Linked DNA regions of Homo sapiens: region 2 is linked to region 1. Evidence: chromatin contacts called from ENCODE Hi-C or POLR2A ChIA-PET data. All regions are on one chromosome and are shown on one strand. The core of a region is the stretch at or near the end of the contact, and the rest is flanking DNA. Distances in the headings are between cores, read along the strand shown.

What was found. A loop is a pair of places that touch in the nucleus more often than their neighbours do. ChIA-PET counts read pairs that join two places held with the same protein, here RNA polymerase II (POLR2A). Pooled maps may share reads with other maps.
Region 2: a loop to region 1 is called in a pooled map, with 7 times the contacts of the local background. The contact joins the promoter of PGAP2 here to the enhancer-like site in region 1. A Hi-C loop is called at or near these places in 4 of 50 pooled maps. POLR2A ChIA-PET finds 5 or more read pairs at or near these places in 4 of 52 experiments (BJ, PC-9, Panc1 and 1 more).

Annotation. Positions count from the first base shown.
Region 1 is chr11:3,577,185-3,583,953 of GRCh38, forward strand. It overlaps the pseudogene LOC107987159. Among named protein-coding and RNA genes, the nearest start is that of ART5, 61 kb to the right of the region's middle. RefSeq lists a silencer at 3,942-4,211 and an enhancer at 6,197-6,769. Within about 2 kb of position 3,772, at least 5 of the 41 ENCODE cell types and tissues checked have a DNase peak (open chromatin) inside an H3K27ac peak, as active enhancers do.
Region 2 is chr11:3,803,420-3,810,052 of GRCh38, forward strand. PGAP2 (post-GPI attachment to proteins 2) reads left to right here and starts at 5,141. Exons shown (of 7, transcript NM_014489.4): 1 at 5,141-5,232. RefSeq lists a silencer at 5,062-5,391.

The DNA.
Region 1 (6,769 bases), core at 2,522-5,021:
ATCTCAGTAAATCCCATATAACCTTCCTATGAAAGTGTGTCTCATTTATCTCCATTTTATAGATGAGAAAACTGAGGCCCCTGGAGTAGTATTAATTTTCCAAGACCGCATTGCTCACCAAGGGTACAGCAGGGACCCAAGCTCGACACTCTCACCCTTAAACATTTCCACAAGTGTAGACCAATGGCTCTCAACTGGGGTGGTTTTGCTCACATACCACTCCCTTGCTCCATGGCATTTGAAACCGTCTGGAGACATCTGGGGTAGCCATAGCTGGGAGGGGAGAATGGCACCTAGAGGATGGAGACCAGAGGTGCTGCTAACCATCCTACAATACACAGGACGCCCCCCCACCACCACCACGAATGGTCTCACCCCAAGTGTTGTGACTGTGCCAAAGCTGAGAAACCCAGGTTTCTCCTCAGCAAGAAGGAAAACCCCTGCAACGCAGATGCACCTCTACAGGAGCCCCAGGCTCACAATAACCTTCCTCATCTGGTTTCAACCCTGGATGCTTTCACCTGGTGCGTCCATCAGGGATTTCAGGAACTCCAGTGAGTTTTCACCCTTGAATGCTCGGTTCTGCCTGACAACCCCGAAATTTCTGCCGAGGTGCCTGGTCTTGGGGAAGGCTCAGCAAATGGTTGAGGTTGATAACCAAATACCTAGGAGAGACTTTTCTCTCCCTCCAGGAAGAGCTGTTGGTCAGACACCCTGGGATCATTCACAAGTGGTCAATAAAGGCTTGGGGAGGGCCAGGTTTTCTAGGCCTTCTCAATGGGGTGGGTGTTTATGGATACACAAGAAGCCTGTGAAACTTCTGATATTCGCAGGAAGTCAATGCCCCTCACCCTCCACCCCCCCCCCCCCCGCCTCCCCACCATAAACACATGCCCTGCAGCAGGACTTGGCACTCAGGGGCTCCTGGGGTCCCGATTTACCTGCTAAAACATCCTCTAGCCACCACCGAATAAAGCAACCCCTTGCCACCCAACCACAAGAGCACAGCCTGGGAGCCACTCCAAGGAACACCAAGTCACATTAAAACCTCAGCCATCCAGAGCACCAGGCCTGGTGATGAGAAAGAACATTTTATCCTTAAAAGCATCTGAATGCCCATGCTGTTTCTTGCAGAGAAAAGTCCAAAATAATCTGCTATTAAAGAGCGAGGATGGTTTTGACATTTTTACCAAGCTAATGGTCTACGCAGACAAAATCTCTAAAAGGGCACTCTGTTCTTCTTGATCCACTCAGACATGGCCTGTGAGTGAAGAAACGGGCTCTCCTCCTCAAAGAAATCGCTGCTGATCCTCACACCAGCCTGACACTGCTTCATGGGTTCTTCAAAGAGAGTATTCCCATAGAAACTAAAAGGGAAGAGGAATGGGTCTGGTGGGCATTGTGGGCAGCAGTGGGCTTTGGGCCAAATTTTAAGTTTGAAAATCAAGATTCCCTCTTTTCAAGGGGCCGCCAGACTGAGCAGATACAGGCACCATGAAAAGAGGGTGCCATGTTCAGATTCAGGAAACAAGGATGGTTTCTGTTCAGTTCCTCCATCATCCTTCAGGTCATGTGATTCCCATTTCCCTCTGTGGACCAAACAATTCAGTGGGGTTTCTGCCTTTTAAATATTTCATTATCAACATATCATCCTTTTAGCCTCCAGAAAGCATTTTAACATGGAGACTCTGGCTTAAGACTCTTGTGGGTCTGTCTCTCTCTCTCTCTCTCTTTTCCTTGAAACGGTCTCACTTTGTCACCTAGGCTGGAGTGCAGTGGCATGATCACAGCTCACTGCAGCCCGACCTTCCAGGCTCTCGCAATCCTACCACCTCAGCCTCCCAAGTACTTGGGACTACAGGCACACACCACCATAACTGGCTGTTTTTTTTTTTTTTTTTTGTAGATATGAGGCTTCACTATGTTGCCCAGCTGGTCTTAAACTCCTGGGCTGAAGCGATCCTCCCCTTTCGGCCTCTCAAAGTGCTGGGATTATTGGCTTAAGCCACCATGCCCAGCCAAGAACTTTGTCTCTTGTGATGCACCCCAGAACAAAACATCACTGCAAAAACACACCAAGGCATGAGTTTCAGTCCTAATTCCCATTTATCCACCATACACTATGTGCCAGGCACAACGCTAAGTGCTTCTATGGATGAGCTTCCCTTAATCTCAGCAGTAACAACCCCAGGCAATGGGGCCTGTTGACAGATCCATTTGCCACCGAAGACAGTAAGGCTCAGAGAGGGTAAGTGGCTTGTGCCATGTCAGCCAGCTAAGGAGGGGCAGAACCAGGATGCAAACCCCAGCTGCCTGGCTCCAGACTCGGGTTCCCAAGGTCCCACTACACTTGGTCACTCCACTGCATTCTGGTATCCTGGTCTTTGGCAGAGTCCACGTAAAAGAAGGAGGTAGAGGGAGTGAGAGGGACTTCATGCAATAAAGTTTCCCGGCGTTACACTGCCATCGTAATTGTGTCCCCGACCAGGACCTCTCCCTTCTCATCCTTTCCGTGATCAGCCCTGGAAAACCTTCCAAAGAACTGTCCTCCTTCTCCCGGGATCTCAGAGAAAATTCGCCTGAGTTCAGTGTCCACGTGACCCAAGCTCTGAATGCGGTAACGTGCACGGAGAGATAAGGATGTCACCATGAGCAAGCCTCCCAGACAGCATCAAGGAGCAACCCCAAGACTGGGCAGGGTGGGCTCTAATGCCGCCCACGGCGAGGAGGGCTGCCCGTGCTGCCTAAATGGGTTCAGAATGAAGGCCGCTCTCTCGCCCATGTGGGGCTCATTAACCACGAATCCAATTATTAAGACAAGCTCAGCTGAGCAAATGGTCAAACAAAAAAACATGTGGAAGGAACAAACAGGTCAACCCCAATATCCATCAAAAACCATCAAGGTGGCGGCCCTCACTGAGGGGTACAGCTCTCCAGTGGGCTCTCATCTGCCCTCCAAACCCATGTGCCTCCTCAGTGGAAGGCCAGCAAAGCCACACAGGAAGAGCTGGGGTAGGAAAGCAGAAAGTGAACCCCAGGAGGCCAGGCTGGCCACGGAGCCCCATCGCACACACACAAGCCCGGTGACTCAGGGGCTCACGTGTGCACGACACCGGGAGCTCACAGGGACAGCGCCCCGGGGGATGCAAGGAACTTTGCCTCTCTGTCCCTCTCTGTAGGGATGGAAAGAGGAGAGCGATTTCTGGGATGGAAGCCATCTGCCTCCTCTCAACTCTCGCTGCCCAACCAGAAAGGGAAGAAAAACAGGAAGATGCGGGACAGGTGAGGAGCTGGGTGAGCGCCGCCAGCCCGCAGTCCAGCAGAGCAGGGCTTGGCCAAGCCTGGCGCCAGGGACTTCCCCCCTACCCCCACCACAGGCCCCTCGCCAGGTGAGAGGCACCGGCAGAGTCCCAGACAGATGCCCCAGACAGGATGCCCGGCGCAACCCCCGCCCCTTCCCCTGCTAGGGGCCCCCAGGACGCGGGGCTCCCCCTCCCCTTTTGGCCAGCCGCAGAGTCCAGCGCGTCTCCCGGCCAGGGACGTCGTGGGAGAATCAGGAAGTCGAAGCCACACAGCCGAGAAGGGGCAGCTGGCGTCTCGGAGGCCGTCACGAGCTGTCACTCCGCGCCCGCCTGAGTTGCCGCTCAATTACCAACTTCAACCCGGGGCCGGCCACGGAGCCTCCCGCCGCCCCTACCCTGCGCCCCCGGGACCCCCGGACCCCAGCGCCCGCGTCACTTACTCCTCTGCCGTCGCCACCTGTCTGGGTGCCGGTCTCCTTCCTGCCCGGCCGCGGCGCGTCCTCCCCGTCCTCGGGCTGTGCGCTTCCCCCCTCCAGCAACAGCCGCAGCCTCTTCTCCTCGGGAGGGACGTCGTCCTCCTCCCTCCTGGGCCGGCCATCCCTGCCTCGGGGCTTGCCAGTGGCTTCGGAGCTGCCGGAAGGGCTGGCCATGGCTCCGGGGGTTCTGCCTGCACCTGGGGAAGAGGAAGGACCCGGCGCGAGCGGCCTCTCGGCGGAGCTGGGGCGTCTGAGCGCGGGCTCGGTGGGTCCGCGCGGCGCGGAGCTGGGCATCGGGGCGGGCGCTGGCTCCTCCGCGGGCCGCTCCTGGCTCTCTGGCGCCCTCTGCTGGCCGCTCGCGCGCACCGCGGACACGCCGGGCCCTGGCCTGCGCTGCGCTCACCTGCCCCGGCCCAAGCGGTCGCTGTCCCCTGCCTGTGGCCATACCCGCTCTGACCAGGCCCTGCCCCTCCTCCCCGCTGCAGCCAGGTTGCACCCCGATGGTCTCCCTCCCCAAGGAGGAGAGAAGAGAAGGGAAGCCCCGAGAGGGTGGACATCGGCCACAGCCACCTTGTCTTTGCTCTTACCCTGTGTCTTCCATGATTTGGAGGTGGTGGGAAAACCGAGGCTGCTCCAAACTCGTGGAGAATTCCGCCTGCAGGATGACACGAATGCACCTTCTCTTTGCTACCAACAGATCTTTTTTGAGCATCACTGTGGACCAGGCGTGGTGATGGGGGAGGGGATATTGTGGTGAACATGACAGGCATTGCCTTCACCCAGTGGGGCTCAGCGCTGGGTGAGAAGGCATTGAGAATGGACATTGTCAATTGGGCAAAAGGAGGCCACGAAGAAGTGTTGGGTGCATGGGAACTGAAAAAGACAGGAGGCTCAGCAGGTCTTGGAGCTGGGAGAGGGACAGCAGCAGCGGCTGTTCCAAAGGAAGTAAAAGTTGAGAGAGGTCTCAAAGAGTTGTTCTCAGCCCAGTGGAGGGTGTTCAGGCAGAGGGAACAGCGTGTGCAAAAGCCCAGGGGCTGGGAAAGAAGCAGAAAGAGGACTGTGGGGCTGGAGCATGGAGGGCGAGGGGAGAGAGGTGTGGTGGGCACACAGATTGCCTGGGACCCAGCCGTGCAGGGGCAGAGGAGATAGGGGATCCTTGCAGACCCCCAGCCGGGGCTGAAGCACAGAGACAATGCAGGTGGGCAAAGGGAGGAGACGTGGAGAAATATTTTGGAGGCATGCCCTGATGAATGAGCCTAGGATGCACCCTTAGTGTCAGTGTGGAGCTCCTTCCCTGGCTGTGTGATGAGCTGAACTCGGGGGTATTTTCTGGACATTGAGGTGCTACACCCAGAGTCCAGGACAGGCTAAGTGAGCACCAGCAGCTCCTGGCCTACCTCAAAAGCAGGAGAGACAGGGGAGACTGGGAAGGCTGGCGTGGAAGGGGAAGCCAGGAAGGCAGGAGAGGCCAGGGAAGCAGAGGAGGCCAGGGAGGCAGTGGAGGCAGGAGAGGCTGGGGAGGCTGTGTCCTTTCCATGATTCTGCCCAGGATCCTAGGCCCCTCTACTCCCTGAGCTTCCCCACCCCAAGCGCTGGAAACATGTTGCACAATGGTCTCCCCACTAAGCTCCTGATGGCGGCCCCTACCCTGCTGTGCTCCCTATTTCAACCCTAACAGCTCTCACAGTGGGCAGCACATAGTAGGTGCTCAGGAAACACTGGTGGGAGAGCACATGGGTGTGCTCAGCACCTTCTTCTCTCCTCCAGCTCTCCCCTGTCATGAAATAATTCTGATAACGACACATGGACTTTGAGACACTCTTCTATTACTTGCCATATGCTAATCCATCTATACCTCACAGCAGCCCTGGGGGTGGGTGCAATGAGGATGCCCATTTTACAGAGGAAGAGACCGAGGTATAAAGAGGGTAATTGAAATAGGCACACTACAGGGGCTGGGGCCAAGTGATCAGAGCACTCAATCCCCAAAGGCAAGGTGGACGCAGTTACCATAAAAGACAGCAGAGTCAAAGCTGCAACCAGAATTGCCTGACTCGCAGAGACCTATGGTGCCTGCTGATCGTGGCATTCCTAGAAGTGAAATAGATAAGAAGCCTGCCACATTTTTACTGGATCTGTGTTTGCAGAAGAGTTCTAGGTCAGGTGAGCAGAAGTCTAATCTGAATCATAAAAACAGAGTCACAGTCCCCAGTCAATTCCCAGACATAAGCCAGTTCACAGACCCGGAGTCCCTTGTCTGAATGGGAAGCCAGGTCCCCTCCAGAAAGGACTCTGCTCCACTGCCAAAAATTTATACTGTCAATCTTTCTCCCAGCCTGCCCCCAAGGGAATACACAGCCTTTTACCAGGATGACTGAACAGGAGAAAAGGAACTAATGAGACCTGTGCAGGATCACTGGACACAGGCTCTGAACTGGCACTAGGCTGAGACTAGGGTCTACCAGTCAGAATAGGCATTTTGGAGGTCAGGTGAATGTTGGTACAACTTCATGTCATGGTAGATCCATTGGGTCCCCAAATCCATCCTCTGGTTATATACAAAGTGGCAATGCTGAGATTCAAATTCAGGGCATCCAACATAGAGGCTGTGCTCTTACTCATGAAACATTCTGACACTAGTAACCATTTAAAAATGCAAACACCTCCTGGGGCTAGCCAGAGTCCTCCAAACAGTCATGTAAATTGGTTCTGTCAAGGATTTCCTCCCACCCCCTGCTGAGAGCCAGTTGCAAGGAGAGACTAGGGAAGGGCATTGGGTAACTTTGTTGCTAAAAGCTCTTCCGGATAAAGACATTTGGGAAAAGAAGAAAATAGAGTTCAGCAAAAGAGATAAGAAAGTAAGTTTATGTTTGGCCAGGCACGGTGGCTCACACCTGTAAACCCAGGACTTTGGGAGGCCGAGGTGGGCAGATCACGAGGTCAAGAGATCGGATCATCCTGGCCAACATGGTGAAGCCCCGTCTCTACTAA
Region 2 (6,633 bases), core at 3,891-6,390, 230 kb after region 1:
CCCGGCCATTTTTGTTTTGTTTTTTTGAGATGGAGTCTCACTCTGTCACCCAGGCTGGAGTGCAGCGGTGCAGTCTCGGCTCACTGCAACCTCCGCCTCCTGGGTTCAAGCAATTCTCGTTCCTCAGCCTCCCAAGTAGCTGGGATTACAGGCTTCCACCACCACACCAGGCTAATTTTTATATTTTTGGTAGAGATGAGGTTTCACCATGTGGGCCAGGCTGGTCTCAAGCTCCTGACATTAAATGTTCCACCTGCCTTGGCCTCCCAAAGTGTTGGGATTATGGGCCTGAGCCACCGTGCCCAGCCAATACTTTGGCTTTTAACCAGAACATTTAGTCTAATGCATTTAACGAATTTACTGCTATATATATATATATTTTTTTTTTTGAGACACAGTCTCATTGTGTCGCCCAGGCTGGAGTGCAGTGGTGCGATCATGACTCACTGCAGCCTCTGCCTCCCAGGTTCAAGTGATTCTCGTGCCTCAGCCTTCCTAGTAGCTGGGACTTCAGGCGCGTGCCACCACGCCTGGCTAATTTTTGCATTTTTAGTAGAAAGAAGATTTTATCATGTTGGCCAGACTCGACTCAAACTCCAGACCTCAGGCGATCCGCCTGCCTCAGCCTACCAAAGTGCTGGGATTACAGGCATGAGCCACCATGCCCAGCCCATTTTTCCCACTATACTAGTTTGAAAGTTAAATTCTCTTTTCCTATTAGTATTATTTTAGTGATCTCCCTAGAAATTACCACATGCATTCTTAACTTACCAAAGTGTCATGCTCATAAATACCTTTACGGAAGGATAGAGTTTCCTGAGATGGAGGCAGGAAGAGAGAACATTCCAAGCTAGATGAACAGGGAAGCAAGCAGATGAACAGGGGAAGATTTAATTGCTATCTGAGTCAGAGTGAGGCTAGAGCAAGATGAGTGAGCTGGGGGTGGGTGGTTTAAAGCCATCCAGGAAGGATGTCTTGGTCATGAAAAAGATCTTTGAGAAGAACAAGAATAACTCCTCCTCAACCCAGGAAGGACACTGATTTTCCTGAGGCTTCCCAGGAGGCAGTGGCAGAGCTTGGTCTAAAGCTGGATGTCTTTAGCAGTCTATGTCCCTGCCTCTATACCTACCCCAGCCATGCTCACTGTGTCCCCTTTCTAGCAATTCCTCAATCTCTGCTTACCTGTCTAAATACTGCCCATTCTTCAAAACCCAGTTCCATTAAATCAACCCAACAAATATTTTCTTTTTATTTTTGTATTTTGTATTTTTATTTTTAATTTGTATTTATTTATTTTTTTGAGGTGGAGTCTCGCTCTCTCACCCAGGCTGGAGTGCAGTGGCGCAATGTTGGCTCACTGCAACCTCCGCCTCCTGGGTTCAAGCAATTCTCCTGCTTTAGCCTCCCAAGTAGCTGGGATTACAGGCGCCCGCCACCAGGCCTGGCTAATTTTTGTATTTTTAGTAGAGATGTGGTTTTGTCACGTTGGCCAGACTGGTCTCGAACTCGTGACCTCAGGTGATCTGCTCACATCAGCCTTCCAAAGTGCTGGGATTACAGGCGTGAGCCACCGCACCCGGCCCAAGAACTCTTTTTATTTCTTTTATCTTCCCTCACATAAATCAAGGTAGGCGAGGTCTTTCAAACTGATAGTGAAATAAAGAGATTTCAGAAAGGGTCGGTGACAGCCAAGGTCAGACAATACAAAAAAAGTTCAGGACGAGTTCACACTGTGGCTGACATGTCTAATCATAATGACCATCATGTACTGAGTACCTCCCACATGGCTGGCACACTGCTACATTACCTCTAATACAACAACCCTATGATGTGGATATTCTTTTTTTTTTTTTTTTTTTTGAGACTGGGTCTTGCTCTGTCACTCAGGCTGTTGTGGAGTGGTATGATCTCAGTTGACTGCAACCTCTGCCTCCAGGGTTCAAGCAATCCTCCCACCTCAGCCTCCTGAGTAGCTGGGAATACAAGTGTGTGCCACCACACCCAGCTAGTTTTCTGTATTTTTTGGTACAGATGCTGTTGCCATGTTGCCTAGGCTGGTCTTGAACTCCTGGGCTCAAGTGATCCTCCTGCCTTGGCCTCCCAAAGTGCTGGGATTACAGGTGTAAGCCACCACACCCAGTGTGGATATTCCTAAATCAATTTTACAGGCTGGGCACGGTGGCTCATGCCTGTAATCCCAGCACTTTGGGAGGCCAAGGAAGGAGGATCGCTTGAGCCTAGGAGTTCAAGACCAGCCTGGGCAAGACAGTGAGACCTTTTTTTTTTGAGACACGGTCTTGCTCTGTCTTCAGGCTGGAGTGCAGTGGCGCGATCTCGGCTCACTGCAACCTCTGCCTCCCAGGTTCAGGTGATTCTCCTGCCTCAGCCTCCCAAGTAGCTGGGACTACAGGTGCGCGCCATCACGCCTAGCTAATTTTTGTATTTTTAGTAGAGACAGGGTTTCACCATGTTGGCTAGGATTGTCTCGATCTCTTGACCTTGTGATCCGCCCACCTTGGCCTCCCAAAGTGCTGGGATTACAGATGTGAGCCACCACGCCCCCGCGAGACCTTGTTTTAAATAAATAAATAAAACCATTTTATAGACGAGGAAACAGAGGCTCAGGGCTATATGGAGAATTGCCCATATTTCCCAAATCACCAGAGAATTAAAGAATTAATCTAAATTAGAGCACCTCAAGGTTTGGGCATTGGGGGTAGTCTAGAGGCAGGGAGAGGGGACCCAGCCTCAGGGAATGGTACTTAGGGCCAAGAGAACAGACAAGGTGTCAAGATAGGGAACAATAGCCAGGAGCAGACACCCCTGGTTGGAGCTAGACAAAGAGGATGACATGAAGCCCCAAGGCAGAAAACCTGAATCTAGTTGCCAAATTTGGAGAGAGGTAGTTCTTTTTGTAAAGTTTTGCTAGTCCATTTGTCCTGGGACCTTAAAGAACAGGATAGGGGAGAACTCAAAATCAAGAAAAGTAGTTTTTAGAACAAGACACTCTGAGTGCGCACCTTCTCCAGACTTCGGAGCCCCTCAGAGTGCGTCTGAGGTATCTCTGGGTCCTCCACCATTGCTCCACATGAGGCCTGTCAAAGAGAGGGCCTAGACTGGGTGAATGAACAAAAGTGAACACATGAAAAAGAGCTCTGGCAAATTAATCAACAAATGCTAAGTGGCATTAACAGCATATAGTGGATTATGTGAATTATCTCAGGTACCAGACTTGAGTCCTGGTTCTGGCATGTATTAGCTGTGTAAGTAGGTAACTTGGTTTCCCTGTTTTCCATTGTAAAATGAGGATATTAAATAGTATCTACTGGCGGAGGCTCATGCCTGTAATCCCAGCACTTTGGGAGGCCAAGGCAGGTGGATCACCTGAGGTCAGGAATTCGAGACCAGCCTGACCAATATGGCGAAACCCCATCTCTACTAAAAGTACAAAAATTAGCCGGGCATGGTGGTGCCGCCTGTATTCCCAGCTACCCGGGAGGCTGAGATAGGAGAATTGCTTGAACCCGGGAGGTGGAGGTTGCAGTGAGCCGAGATCGTGGCACTGCACTCTAGCCTGGGTGACAGAGTGAGACTCTGTCTCCAAAAAAAAAGAGAGAAAGAAAGAAAAAAAAAAGGCCAGGCGCGGTGGCTTACACCTGTAATCCCAGCTCTTTGGGAAGCCAAGGCGGGGGCAGATCACGAGGTCAGGAGTTTGACACCAGCCTGGCCAAAATGGCAAAACCTCGCCTCTACTAAAAACTACAAAAATTAGCTGGGCGCAGTAGCGGGCGCCTGTTAATTCCAGCTACTCGGGAGGCTGAGGCAGGAGAATCGCTTGAACCCTGGAAGCGGAGGTTGCAGTGAGCCGAGATCGTATCTATTTTCACAGGTTTTTTTTTTTTTTTTTAATGGAGTTTCGCTCTTGTCGCCCATGCTTGAGTGCAGTGGTACGATCTCAGCTCACTGCAACCTCTGCCTCCCGGGTTCAAGCGATTCTCCTGCCTCAGCCTCCCAAGTAGCTGGGATTACGGGCGCCCGCCACCGTGCCCGGCTAATTTTTGTATTTTTAGTAGAGACGGGGTTTCGCCATGTTGGCCAGGCTGGTGTCAAACTCCTGACCTCAGGTGATCCGCCCGCCTCGGCCTCCTAAAGTGCTGGGATTACAGGCGTGAGCTACCGCGCCTGGCCCTCACAGGGTTTTTATGAGGATTAAATAAATGAGATAAGAAGTAAGAGTGCCTGGGATATACTGGGTGTTCAGAATGTGTTATTGCTGTGAGGATTTAAGTGGAAAAGTGCGATGTTAGGTATGGCTAACTTAGAGGTCCTCCACCCGCTGCAGATGCTCTGACTACCCACCAGTGTGCTTGCAGGAGGAATTCTTGGTCCCTTCACCCTCCTTCCCTGTTGGGCTGGGATGGTCTTTGCAAAGGGAGCCAGGGGTCCCCCTCAAGTTCTTTCATGGGTCAGTCATGGTCAGGGTAGGGAGGGAACTCTGGCAGCTGGTTTTGGGGGATCAATCCTCTCATTGTGGGGAGACCCAAGGCTGGTGGCTGGAAATCCTTTCTGCGCTACGTAGGACAGGGCGCCCTCTCCTGAACAAAGGCGGGAACAGCTCTAGGCCAGAGTTTCTGGGATGTGCCTCACCGGGTCTCACTGCCTGCAAAGGTGCTCTTCCCATTGCTGAAATGTCCCCAACCGCCCTGACGAGCAAAGTTTGGGGGAGGGGCGCCAGGGCTGGGAGGAAACTGGCTTAATGTTTCAGAAGGGCGAGGCTGGATAGTTCGGTTAGAATGGAGGTGCGAGGCAGGAGAGACGGGCGGATGAGAAAGAAATCCGGCCCCTGTTGAATTAATTTTGTGTTCTTTCAACAGGTAGATGGAACGCAGCTGAGAGGTAAGGCGACAAGGTGGCTTATCCAACATGCTCAAACTCAGGTATCCAGAGCTCTTCCGGCTGCCCTCACGCAGCCGAAATTAGTGGGGGCAGACCCGGGCTGTAAAGCATGGTTTGAGGACACGCCAGATTGAGGAGGAGAGCCAGGGGTCGGGGTCTCCAGAAGCGGGGAGGAGCCAGCGGAGGATCTGGGCGCAGTTTCCTCTCTAAGTTCCGCCCCGAGAGCGCCGGCCCCGCCCCCGCCGTTCGCGCTCTGACCAGCCCGCAGAGCCAGCCCCCGACCCCGGGCCACCTGGGCCCCCGGGTTCCGCCGGCACTCTCGCCACCACCGCGTGGGTGAGTATGGGCATGGATGTGCTGGGCTGCCGGGCAGCCCCACTCGGGAGCTTGGCCGCGCGGTCTGGCCTCTGCAGGGCCGGGCCCCACGCTGTGGGAGTCCTGGTACCTGCCGTCCTATCGCACACACTCTGTTTCCCAGGAACTGCTGCTCTCTGGACTTGCCGAGCTGGCCCCCTTCTTCTCCCTCCCCAGCGTGGGGCCGGGTGTGCAGGGGTTGAGCTCTCCCTTTATTCCGCGGGGCCTCCTGGTCAGGAGTCCTAGGTGGGGAGGATGGGGCCCCGGGGTTGGAACCCCATAGAGTAGTTTTGAATGGCAGCTGTGCCATTTATTAGCCTTGGCCTTGAGTAAGTGTTTTGAACCTCCCTGAGCCTCAGTTTCCTCATCTGTAAAATGGAAATATACAGGCTGTAGCACCTACCTCATAGAATTATGGTGAGATTAAAAGAGACAATGTATATCAAGTACAGAGCAGGGGGCCTAGTATTCCGTAGGCACTCAGTAAATGTGGGTTCAGACTCGAGGCTGAGGAGATCTCTAGGGACTTTGGAGCTGAGGTAGCTCCAAAGAAAGCAATTTTCAGCTAAGTAGTACCTGTGAGGAATGTAGAACTATCTGCAGGCTGAACAATTGCCCTTCAGCTCCACCCTGAGGTGTGGAGTAGAATGACCAAGTTGGAAGGACCTTAGAGGTAATCTAAACCATGTGATTCCCATGTTGCAGAACTGTGGAAACAGATCTAGAGTGCTTAAGTGGCTTGCCAAAGGTCACACAGCTAAATGGGAGGCCAGGCATACCTCCAAGAATTGGAATGGATTATCCCTTGAACCTCCTCATCAACTCCTGATTTGGGCAGTGCCTCTTCATTCCCTGAAGATCTAGTCTTCAATTTGGGAATCCTAGTGGTTCCTCAGGGATCTAGAGCTGCAGCCTTCAGGGAGGGATACTGGGAGGGAAGACTAGTGCTACTGCAACTGCAGAGTCTAGGTTTGGGCTGGGTGAGGAAAATGTTCCCCATCTAGGGCCCTAAGGGACTTAGAGTCCATTTAGGGATGATCCAGGGAATGTGTTTTTTTTCTGGGAGGGTCACCAGAGCCACTTCCAGCTCCCTGGGATCCCTGATGCTCCTAAAAGGGAGAGAGGAACTTGAGCAATTGGAGCAGGCTGCCTGATCAGGTCTGGCAGCTGGGGGAAAATGGGTGAGAATGTGGAGGCGTAGCCACCTGGCTTGTTCTGGAATGCCAGGATGGCAACCTAACTGAGATCAGGGTTCTTTTTGAGGGTGGGACTAAAGGGAGAGTCTTGTGGGTGGGGTCAGGAAGAGTTGGGACTTGATTTGACAAGGTCTTTGAGCCCAGAAGGGTATATTCTTTATGTGTCTGGAGCCAGCCCTAGCTTGGC